4 separate regions of the Homo sapiens genome follow, and regions 2, 3 and 4 are each linked to region 1. A link is a contact called in ENCODE Hi-C or POLR2A ChIA-PET data. All regions are on one chromosome and are shown on one strand. Each heading gives the region's core, a stretch centred on a gene start or an enhancer-like site at or near the end of the contact. The rest is flanking DNA. Distances are from core to core; before and after follow the strand shown.

Evidence for each region. A loop is a pair of places that touch in the nucleus more often than their neighbours do. ChIA-PET counts read pairs that join two places held with the same protein, here RNA polymerase II (POLR2A). Pooled maps may share reads with other maps.
Region 2: a map of breast epithelium shows a loop between it and region 1 (29-fold over the local background). The contact joins the promoter of EI24 here to the promoter of PRDM10 in region 1. A Hi-C loop is called at or near these places in 1 of 168 maps with a recorded cell type or tissue (breast epithelium) and 5 of 50 pooled maps. POLR2A ChIA-PET finds 5 or more read pairs at or near these places in 1 of 52 experiments (A673).
Region 3: a loop to region 1 is called in a map of CD4-positive, alpha-beta T cell, with 9 times the contacts of the local background. The contact joins the promoter of ACAD8 here to the promoter of PRDM10 in region 1. A Hi-C loop is called at or near these places in 1 of 168 maps with a recorded cell type or tissue (CD4-positive, alpha-beta T cell), 1 of 37 single-sample maps with no recorded cell type and 8 of 50 pooled maps.
Region 4: a loop to region 1 is called in a pooled map, with 32 times the contacts of the local background. The contact joins the promoter of HYLS1 here to the promoter of PRDM10 in region 1. A Hi-C loop is called at or near these places in 1 of 37 single-sample maps with no recorded cell type and 10 of 50 pooled maps. POLR2A ChIA-PET finds 5 or more read pairs at or near these places in 2 of 52 experiments (BJ and activated B cell).

Annotation. Positions count from the first base shown.
Region 1 is chr11:130,001,558-130,004,099 of GRCh38, reverse strand. PRDM10 (PR/SET domain 10) reads left to right here and starts at 1,265. Exons shown (of 21, transcript NM_199437.2): 1 at 1,265-1,378. PRDM10-DT (PRDM10 divergent transcript) reads right to left here and starts at 1,476. Exons shown (of 1, transcript NR_024233.1): 1 at 1-1,476. RefSeq lists silencers at 542-931, 1,642-1,961, 1,972-2,021, 2,052-2,231 and an enhancer at 1,042-1,131.
Region 2 is chr11:125,568,202-125,570,743 of GRCh38, reverse strand. EI24 (EI24 autophagy associated transmembrane protein) reads right to left here and starts at 1,267. Exons shown (of 11, transcript NM_004879.5): 1 at 1,171-1,267. It overlaps STT3A-AS1 (STT3A antisense RNA 1), which reads left to right. Exons shown (of 4, transcript NR_132372.1): 3 at 302-454. RefSeq lists enhancers at 550-599, 1,102-1,603 and a silencer at 1,040-1,599.
Region 3 is chr11:134,252,288-134,254,829 of GRCh38, reverse strand. ACAD8 (acyl-CoA dehydrogenase family member 8) reads right to left here and starts at 1,262. Exons shown (of 11, transcript NM_014384.3): 1 at 1,121-1,262. The coding sequence starts at 1,229. It overlaps THYN1 (thymocyte nuclear protein 1), which reads left to right and starts at 1,478. Exons shown (of 7, transcript NM_014174.3): 1 at 1,478-1,990. The coding sequence starts at 1,948. RefSeq lists an enhancer at 1,348-1,717.
Region 4 is chr11:125,886,393-125,888,934 of GRCh38, reverse strand. It overlaps HYLS1 (HYLS1 centriolar and ciliogenesis associated), which reads right to left and starts at 1,267. Exons shown (of 3, transcript NM_001134793.2): 1 at 1,170-1,267. RefSeq lists silencers at 690-1,079, 1,180-1,229, 1,320-1,369 and an enhancer at 1,510-1,559.

The DNA.
Region 1 (2,542 bases), core at 16-2,515:
AACAAAACAACAAAACAAAACAAAAAACAGTAAAGAGAATACTATTGAGTTAATTTTACAGTTTTTCACGCTGTGGGTGTTTTCTATTCTCGTCTTTTGCTTAGCTGTCCTGTCTCCCTCTTTTTCTCAGGCAATAGTTTAGGATTTTTGTAAGTTATATTGTCAGTACTTCTCATTTAAGTTCCAGACAGTGTGCTAAGCAAAGCACTTTACTCGGTAAAGTAAGAGCTCACTTAATCTTCAAAATAACGTAGCAAGGTAGATATCACGAACATAGCAAGGTAGATATCACCGAAGGGAAAACCGCTCCCCGAAGGTCCGAAGGTCCAAGGTCTCTCTGCCATCTAGCTGCCCTGCGTATTGCCTGCCAGTGGGTAGTTGGAGCTGGGTATCTCTCCAAAGCTGGGCTCTTGGCTGCCCTTTGTGAAGGCAATTTTAAGGGACAGCAGGATGTGGAAGCCTGCGGTTAAGGAGTGAGCTGAGTCACTGGGTAACCAGTGTTGAATAATGTTTCTCAATGTCTGAAATGACACTCACTTCCTTTCCAGATTGGTAGAGGAGAAAAAAGAGGCGCAGTGAAAGCGCTCTCAAGGTGCGGTGGGTCAGGGTGATAGGCGGCGCCCGGCCGCTCCCTGGGGGTCCTGAGGGCGAGACCCCGGCAGGCTCCCGACTCCGGGAGCCGGGCGGGAGTTCGGTTTTCGCCGGCGCTCCACGGCCAGGCCACTTCGGAGGCAATCTGTGGCGGGGCGGGCGGACGCGAGGGCCGCCTCACCCCCGCGCGTCTTCCGGGACACCGGGCCCTCGGGCGCGCGGGAGGCGGGCTTAGCACGGGCGCAGGCTGCCCTCGGCGCCCGAGACACCCAGGCACAGCTGGAAGCTTCCTCCCCGTTAGCACGCGGGCCGCAGCGGGGGCTTGACCCCAATGCGAAGAGTCGGGTTTTCTGATTGGCTGAGAGTAGAAACGCAGGCGAGCGCCGCCTGAGACCCGCTCTGCGATTGGGTTTTACACGAACAGCAGAGCACGAAATAAAGAGGCCTTCAGTCATTGGGCCATTATGTGAATCTCCTTTTGGCTTCTCTGCAGACTGAATAAGCGTCTCAGGATCTTCGTCATGACTCCTAAATCTGGGCCTGTCAGTTCGCCCCAGCGTTTCTCGTCTCTAGGCACGGCATGGGGCTTACAGAGTTTAACCAATCATATAACGTCGAGATCAGGTTGCCAGGCAGATTATGCTAATAAGACCCCGCCTTTTATGCTGCTCCCACTCTGCGGCGGGAAGAACCACCTGGAGGTGGCGGGGGGGGTTGATTTCTATCACCCCTAGGGAGAGAGGATCGGGGACCCGCTGATCTTCCAGCTCCCCTCACCCAACGTCGTGTAAGTACCTAAAGGATTAAGGGAACCAGATAAGCCAGGGTCCAGACTACCCCATAGACTGGGAGGGTGTTTCGTCTTTGCTTAGTCCCACCCAAAATGGCGCCCAGCTCTTTCCGCGTCTCAGAGCCCGGCCGGGGCCAACCGACCGCGGACCCGGGTGGGGGGGGAATTGATGGTGGTGGTGGGGGGGAGAAATCCCGGCGGCACCGCCCGATGGTACAGTCCAGCCGGGGCTGGGACGAGGCACCTCACTCGGGGTGGGGGGTCAAACCATCTGCACCTTCCAAGGGGAAGAGGGCAAGGCCCCCTCCAGCAGGCCCTCCTGGCGCCGCGTTCAGCGCCGGCCTCGGCGTCTCGTCGCCCCTGCCTTCGCCGCGCGCAGCCTCCCCCTGCGACCCCCGAGTGGCTCGCACGCTCCGCCGGCCGCGCGCACCTCTCCTCCCCTGCCCGCGTTGGTTGGGCCGGGACGGCGGTTGGGCGGCCTGCGCGCTCCGGCGGCGGCGGTTGCGCGGGCGCTCCGGGCGCGGCGGGCAGGTCTCCGCCGGCCGGGAGCCGAGCACCGGGGGCTGGGGGCCGGGCGCCGGGCTGGGGGTGGCAGTGCGGGCAGGGCTCCGGGGCTGGCCGGTTGCGGGCGCGTGGGGCGGAGGGTCCTGTTCGATGGGGCGCCCAGCTTTGTCTGCGGAGGCCGCGCCGCCCACTTGCCATCGATGGCTGGGCCCCCGGCCTGCCTTCCCAAGCTAGCGTCCGGGACCGGGGCGGGGGGCCGGCCCGCAGGGGTGTGGGGTGGCCCCTGCGGGTCTGTCCCGTGGCACCGCGTCGGGGCTGGCCGGGCGGAGGCGGAGGCCGAGGCCGGGGTCGCGGCCCTGCCCCAGTCCGCCTGCACCCAGGGTGCAGCGCAGAGGCAGGGCGAGGCCGGTCGGCGCTCGGGAGAGGGCTGATGGTGTGCACCTCTCCAGCCCCTCGCCAGCTTTTGTTAAGCAGGTTTAACCCTGCAGCTAGGTGTTGATACTCTACTAAGTAAAATGGAATATTCCCCGTCTGCCCTCCAGCCACGCGAACGCAGCGCTGTTGAATTTGTGTGCGCGCCTTTAGCCTTGCTTGGTGGATGAGTTGGATTTTAGTGCATTTTCAATCAATGTGCGTGTACACTTAAGCACAAGGAGA
Region 2 (2,542 bases), core at 18-2,517, 4.4 Mb after region 1:
CTTGCATCTAATAGGGCACAACAGCATGAAAAAAACTTAAAATTCTATATAAACACAACCCCACCAAAGTGAGCCAGCTTGGAGGTTTAAGGAAGCCCATTACTTGGCCTGGATTTCTCACAGGGAACTGACAGGGAACCTGAAACATTCTGTCTCAGTCCACAACAGCTGTGTCATTTGATCCCTGGCCAGCTAACACCTGGTTTCTGCATGTACCAAGTGGCAGGACACCTCCTAAGAGTGACCTATGAAGGATAAATCACTTCACTTTTATACTTAGATCCTAACATCCTTCCTACAGGAATATTTGGTGAATTACCCAGTCTGACAAATAGCTGAGGCATGGGGAAAAATAACCTGCCACAATTTGAGAACACACACACAGACTGAATGACACAGGGGGAATCCTACAGCTGAGCTAGACAGATGAAGATGCATCTGGCTCATTTAACAGGTGAGAGAACCCAGTCTCAGAAGTTAAATGACTTGCCCAGACTGACAGCAAATGAATGGCAGCTACAGTGAACCTCAGAACCCGGTGTTCTAACGTTACCTCGGTCGAGACTTGTTTTTACTTAAGCTTTGCAATGAAGATTTTTGTTTTAACACGAGCATCCCATGGACAAATAACCTCTCAAACCTGGAAATACAAATGCCATTAAATTCCCAACAGTCATTAGAAGCTAATAAGCATCTGCTGAGACACACTTTTATTTCTAAGTCACTAAACCCAAGTCTCGGCAAACAGGAAGCTGTCGTAGCCCACTCCAGGTACAGGGAAGGTAAACATCCTCACTTCCCACGGGGCTCCACGGGCTGCCTCTGAGTCCACGGGTCCATTCAGGCCCATCTCCCCACAGCTCCTAGGCAATTCGGCAGAAAACTGGTCTCCCTAGGCACAACTGTGCACGAGGTACGGATCACGCGAGGTGCGGATCACGCACGCTCCGGGTCACACAGGGAGCTAAAGATAGCTGCGCCGCACCTGGGGCAGCCTCGCCCGGGGATGTGCCCGGCCCCGTCCCGCTCCCTCCGGCCCCTTCCCATAAGGGGTCCTCGCCGGTAGCCCCACCAACCCACGCTCGGGCCCTGCCTGCCCTCCCGGTCCCTGCCACTCAGAATGGGCGGCGCGGCGGCCCCGAGGCCTAGCTCGGCTGAGCCCGCACCTACCCACAGCTCCGCCGCCGCGGCTCCGGCCCTGCCCCTAGCCCACCGCAGGCCAGCTCCGCCGGGGCGCTTCCAGGGCCGGGGCCGCTGCGCCCGCACTGGGCATGCCCGGGCCGCACGGGGCCGCTGGGAAGTCGGGCGAGCGCGAAGAACCAGCCGGCACCACGAGGCGGGGCCCAGAGCCGAAGGGGTGGGCCGCGCGGAGCGACGGAGACTGGGAAATGTAGTCAGTCCGGGGTCCCGCCTCGCGCTGCGTGCGGGATCGTCCGGCTCCCAACTCCGCCTGGCGGCGGAGAGGACCCCTCACCCCTCCGCGTCGCCTCCTCCCCGTCGCCTCCTCGCCGATCCCGTTCTCACAGATCTCTCCTCCTGTTCTTTGCCCTCCCCCATTGACTCCACAACGCTGCTTGCGTTTCTAAAATCCTGTGAAATTAGTAACAGGATGCCTTTAATCCCAGCATTTTGGGAGGCCAAGGCAGGCAGATCACGAGGTCAGGAGTTCAAGACCAGCCTGGCCAACATAGCGAAACCCCATCTCTACTAAAATAACAAAAATTAGCCAGGTGTGGTGGTACCTGCCTGTGGTCCCAGCTACTCAGGAGGCTGAGGCAGGAGAATTACTTGAACTCAGGGGATGAAGGTTGCAGTGAGCCGAGATCACACCACTGCACTCCTGCCTGGGCGACTGAGCAAGACTCAGTCTCAAAATAATAATAATAATAATAAATTTAAAAAATGAAATAAAATAAGTGGCTGGGCACGGTGGCTCATGCGTGTAACCTCAGCACTTTGGGAAGCTGAGGCGGGCAGATCACTTGAGGCCACCCTGGCCAAGATGGTGAAATCCCGTCTCTACTAAAAATACAAAAAATTAGCTGGGCATGGTGGCACACACCTGTGGTCCCAGCTACTTGGTCGGCTAAGGAATGAGAATCACTTCAATTCAGGAGGCAGAGGTTGCGGTGAGCCGAGATCGCACTACTGCACTTCAGCCTGGGTGACACAGCTAGACTGTCTCGAAAAATAAAATAAAATAAAACAAAACAAAACAATATAAAATAGAATAGAATAAGGAATCCATCTACTAAAGCTTAGAAATCTTGTTACAAAGAGACCTAAGTGGTTTAATGACAAACTGATTATTGTGCTATTAATTATAATAATAGCTCTTCCTCCAAGCTCTATTCTTTCTCAAGAGTGTCAATTTAGAAAAGATTTTAGAAAGAATTTAGTAGGTATGAGTTTATTCTGGCTTACTTCATGGGAGGAAATCTTTTTTTTTTTTTTTTTTTGAGACTGAGTCTGTCTTTGTCTCCCAGGCTGGAGTGCAGTGGTGCGATCTCGGCTCACTGCAAGCTCCGCCCCCTGGGTTCAC
Region 3 (2,542 bases), core at 13-2,512, 4.3 Mb before region 1:
TGCCAATACATATACACTAAAAAGGTAAAGCTAAATAGAAAAACACTCCAAATGAAATGGGAAAAGCCTTTGACTGCAGAGCCACTCAAGTGTAAGCAAGATGCAAACAATAACAAAACCCACCTCTAAATAATTCCTTATCTGCTTCGGTATCAACCAGGGTAATCTGGGTTATCAAATTCTAAGCGCTAGGCCAGGGCAGCACCTCTTGAATGAGTTTTAGGACATTCAGAAGAAAACAGTATTCTATGCCTTACTGTACTTTATAGATCTGATATCTAAGGGACTTATTCTGTTGTAAAGAAAACTGCCATTTATTTAAAATAAATTTAAAAATATTTCAGAAGAAAAAAGTGTTTATAAACATTCTTGGCAGAGAAGTCACAAACTGGCCGGGTCTCCACCACTCCTCGCTACATTCAAATTACTGTTCAGAGCCTAAAGACACTCAAGTTTGTCAGCTCTGGTAGAGTTTCCCACTGGCAATAATAATTATTTTTCCTGCATGAGTTTCAACACTAAAAGTGTCTTATAGCCAGAGGTGTTAAGATACCAAATCTTTGTGTGTGAGCAAATCTTGTATGACCTGGAGTTCTTGTGCAGTTGTCACCATCAGCACCCAGCCAGCTTCTTATATTCTCACTGCTTTTATGACCTACTGTTATGATTAAAAACCAACCAACCCAACAACAACCAAGCCCCAAGTTTCTTCACTTCTCTAAGCATCCGAGGGTGACCGGCCGCAGGAGGACCCGGGCCGGAGGGGAACCTGCGGGGGGATGACCGGCCGGAGGGGAACCTGCGGGGGGTGACCGGCCGGAGGAGGACCGGGGCGGGGGTGACCGGCCGGAGGAGGACCGGGGCGGGGGTGACCGGCCGGAGGAGGACCCGGGCAGGGGTGACGGGCCAGATGGGGACCCGGATGGTGGTGACCGACCGGAGGGGGCAGCCAGGCCGGGGGTGACCGGCCGGAGTAGGGAGCCAGGCCGGGGGGGTGACTGGCCGGAAGGGGAGCTGACGCCGGGGTGACTGGATGGAACGGGGAGACTGCAGCCCCTCGCGGACATATGTCCGCCGGGGTTCTGGACACCTGTCCTACTGCCCGCCAGGAGATCCTTACGGTCGATGCAGGAGGTCAAGCTCCGGTGGCCGGTCTGGACGAGGACCCGGAGACCGCCGGGCAGGCAGCCGAGGCGCGCCCCGAAACGCCGGCAGCCGCTCCACAGCATAGCCGCCGCAGCTCCGCGTTCAGCTAAGAGTCTGAACGCCTTCGACCTCCGTTGCGCTCGCACTGGCGGGACCTGCGACCCGGCAACGCCTGTCCCACTGCACCCTGGGGGTTGTAGTCCTCCCACGAGCCCTAACAACCCAGGTGCCAGGCGGGCTCCCAAGGGGACAGGACTACAATTCCCAGAAGTCCTCGGGGCCTCGGCGCCGCAGAGATGCACCGCCCACCAAGCGCCGCGGGGGTCGCGCTGCACAGCCTGCGGCGCAGCGGAGGCGGACCGCAGTCGAGTCTGCAGAGTGTTGGGTCTGTAGCCAGCAAATTACTTCATCATCTAGATTATCCATTCAGTTGATCCTAATTAGCAAGGATAACAAGGTAACACAAGGCTTACTTATATTCACCCAACAAAAGTGTCTCTGTGGAGCCACTTCCCAGTGAACTACATACTGAGATAGGGGTTCCTGGATGAGAAGGACCAAGGACAGAACCGAGAAGAGTTTAGGGGCAGGTTATGCGAGATGGAAATGGCGCAGATAACGGAGGGAAGGATTTGAGGGCTCAAACGTAGGCGTCTGTGTTTCGCAAAAGTTGGAGACGTTCTAGGCTGCCTCTCGTTGCCTCCATCTCGCTCTGCGCGGGTTTTGGAGGACATTAGCATTCTTTCTTGTATCTCCGTTGATTCCAGAATCGTCCGCACTAAAGTCCCCTGCAGCGTGACCATGTCGAGACCCCGGAAGAGGCTGGCTGGGACTTCTGGTTCAGGTGAGCTGCCCCTAGGCTGCACAAAGGCAGCCCAAGAAAAAACTTTTCTCGAAGAGCCTGTTTAGTACTCATTTTTCACTCCCTGCTTTTTGAGAACCCTTTGTGATATTTTTACTCCATTATCCTTAATCACTCTCCATCTTCTTTACTTGTCTCACCAAGCTCCTACCTACAGTTCCTTTTTCTTGTTTATTCAGGCAATGGTTGTTGTGCACAAAGACTCTTTGAGATACCAGGTGGCGTGCTAAAGAATATAAAGCGCCTGCTTGCGGGTGAACTGCAAACAGATGTGATGGGGTTCAGGAAAATGGATTGTTAAGTTTATGGAGGGAGGAATCACGGGGAAGGCCTCGAGAAGGATGTGGAATTTGAGCCCAGCCTTGAAGAATGGGAGACTTTCCACGGGCAAAGTTTAGTACTAAGAAAACGTGATGTCGTTTTTATAATCACAAAGATGGATGGCATTCTAAGTGGATGGAGGAGGAGGAACATTGGAAGGTACAGAAAGTACCTCTTTTGGGAATGACAGGGGTTCCAGATATACTACAGCAC
Region 4 (2,542 bases), core at 18-2,517, 4.1 Mb after region 1:
CTAAATGTTGCTCGGATTGCTAAAAACATGTACATACTATGTTTGCATTCTTGTCCGATTTATGTCCTTGGAATAAACTCCTGGAATTGGATTATGACTTAGAAGTTATGGTACTACTTGAATTCTGATTTATGTTTTTCTTTTCTCTTTTTTTTTTTTTTTTTTGAGACAAGAGTCTTGCTCGGTCGCCCAGGCTGGAGTGCAGTGGCGCGATCTCGGCTCACTGCAACCTCTCCCTCCCGGGTTCAAGAGATTCTCCTGTCTCGGCCTCCCGAGGAGCTGGGACTACAGGCGCCCGCCACCAAGCCCGGCCAATTTTTGTATTTTTAGTAGAGACGGGGTTTCACCGTATTGGTCGGGCTGGTCTCGAACTCCTGACCTCACGTGATCCGCCCACCTCGGCCTCCCAAAGTGCTGGGGTAACAGGCGTGAGCCACCGCGCCCGGCCTGAATTCTGATTTATAATGCCAAACTGCCCTCTAGAAAAACAGATTATCCCCAGCACACAGGCCATAAAGGTGCTTGCTTTCATTTCTTCACTCTCTCAGCAGCATGGGGTACTGAAAAATCTTACCAATCTAAAAAGATATCTTAATGTTTTTCTTTGCCTGCTTAGTGAGATTGTATACTGTTTAGAATAAAAAAGATTTATTTCCATTTCGGGGTGGACAAACACCTTGGACGGTTCCATGCTGCAGTCCACAAAAGGTGCAGCTAGAAGGCGACAAGACACGCTCCGCCTTTCAACGGCAAAGCTCGCAGTCGCCCCGCCTGGCCGTGGGCGTGGCTTGGACCCAGGTCGCTAGCGGCCTTCGGGACTCCCCTCCAGCCCTGGGGCCGTCCCCGGCCTCCGCCTGGTCCCAGGGGCGCGGCCCAGGAGCTCAGAAAGGCCACCGGGGCAAAGACCGCGGCGGCGGCCAGCGCACACCGTGACCTCCAGGGGCTGCGGCCCGCCGCGCACATCGCCTGTAGCTCACGCTGCCCCGGCCGCCTCCCTCAGGAACGCAGACGTTGGGGACGGCTCGCCAGGCAGGACCTGGAATCCACGGAGGGAAGCTGCCACTCTGCACCGTCCCGACGGTGGGAAAAGGAGCGAGGGCTCCCGCCGCAGTGGGCCGGCAGCCACCAGGTCCCCGCGTCCCTCCGCTTCCGGCCTTCGCCCGGCTTACCCGCGTCGCGGAAGTCCGCTCTCTGCACCGCGTCCTGCCAGTCGCCAGCAGAGCACCGCAGATTCTGTTAGCTTTCGCGTAACTTGCGCAGGCGCACTGCCGGCCCACGCGCCGAGCCTGCGGTTAACCGCCGACCGCTGAGGTTTAAATCCGGAGAGCGAACCGGCACCCTTGGCCCGGTCCGCCCTCCCTCTTATTGGTCCTGAGGGTAAACGTCCTCCAAGTCTGTATCCTGATTGGCGCACATTTTGTCTGGGCCTTCTCCGCCGGCGGGAGCATGCCCGGGATTTCCAATGTGGCCTTAAAAATATCCGAGCCCGCCTAGCTGAGGCGCGCAGGCAGCAGCCGTTGCTGCGACGCCTCTGGTGTACTAAATCTGGAGGGGAGGTTGGGCCCTCGAAGAGAAGGAGAAGACCCTCAAACCTTGGCTAACGGCGACATAGCTGGCTTTTTGGAGAGGCCGCCTAACGGTCTGCCACTTCATTGGAATCAGCCTCCGCCCTTCTCAACTGGCTGCTGCGGGGCCAGTGGTGCCGGGAGACGAGGGCGGGCGCTCAGGGACGGTTCGAACAGTCTGGGGTGAGTCCGCCTGTGCGCTCTAGACGTTTCCTTGGGGCCTGAGAGAGCGGCTGTATGAAACCCTGGCGCACTGAGCTCTTCCTTTCCTCTGCATGGTGTGCAGGGCCCTGGCGTGACCCGTGGCTGCGTCTCCACAGCTCCTCCCACGTTACTCTAACTGTGCTCCAGCCACCGACTGCCTTGCTCCGACATGCACTTGTTTTCTTTTGGAATGTGCCTGTCTCCTTCACATGGTGTTACTCTCAACTTTTTTTTTTTTTTTTTTTTGAGACGGAGTTTCCCTCTTGTTGCCCAGTTGCCCAGGCTGGAGAGTAGTGGCGCGATCTCAGCTCTCTGTAACCTCTGCCTCCCAGGTTCAAGCGATTCTCCTGCCTCAGCCTCCCGAGCAGCTGGGATTACGGGCGAGCACCACCATGCCCGGCTAATTTTGTATTTTTAGTAGAGATGGGGTTTCACCATGTTAGTCAGGTGATTCTACCCCCTCGGCCTCCCAAAGCTCTGGGATTACAGTTGTGAGCCTCTGTGCCCAGCCACTAATTTTTTTTTTAAACCCGATGTTTTAACTCTTTTTGCATCTGTACCTGTAAAAAAAAAAAAAAAAAAAAAAAAAAAAATCTAGTGCTTGGGGATTGCTGAGGATGAGATCTGTAAAAGCAAGAGGAGAGGCCCTCAGGGTTCAATATCCTAGTCAATACCAAGCAAACCTATCTCAACTGGTCTTGAGTCCTGAGCATTGCATTTTCCACCTTAAACAAATAGGTGCTAGTTGTCAAGTTCATCTTACACCATTTCTT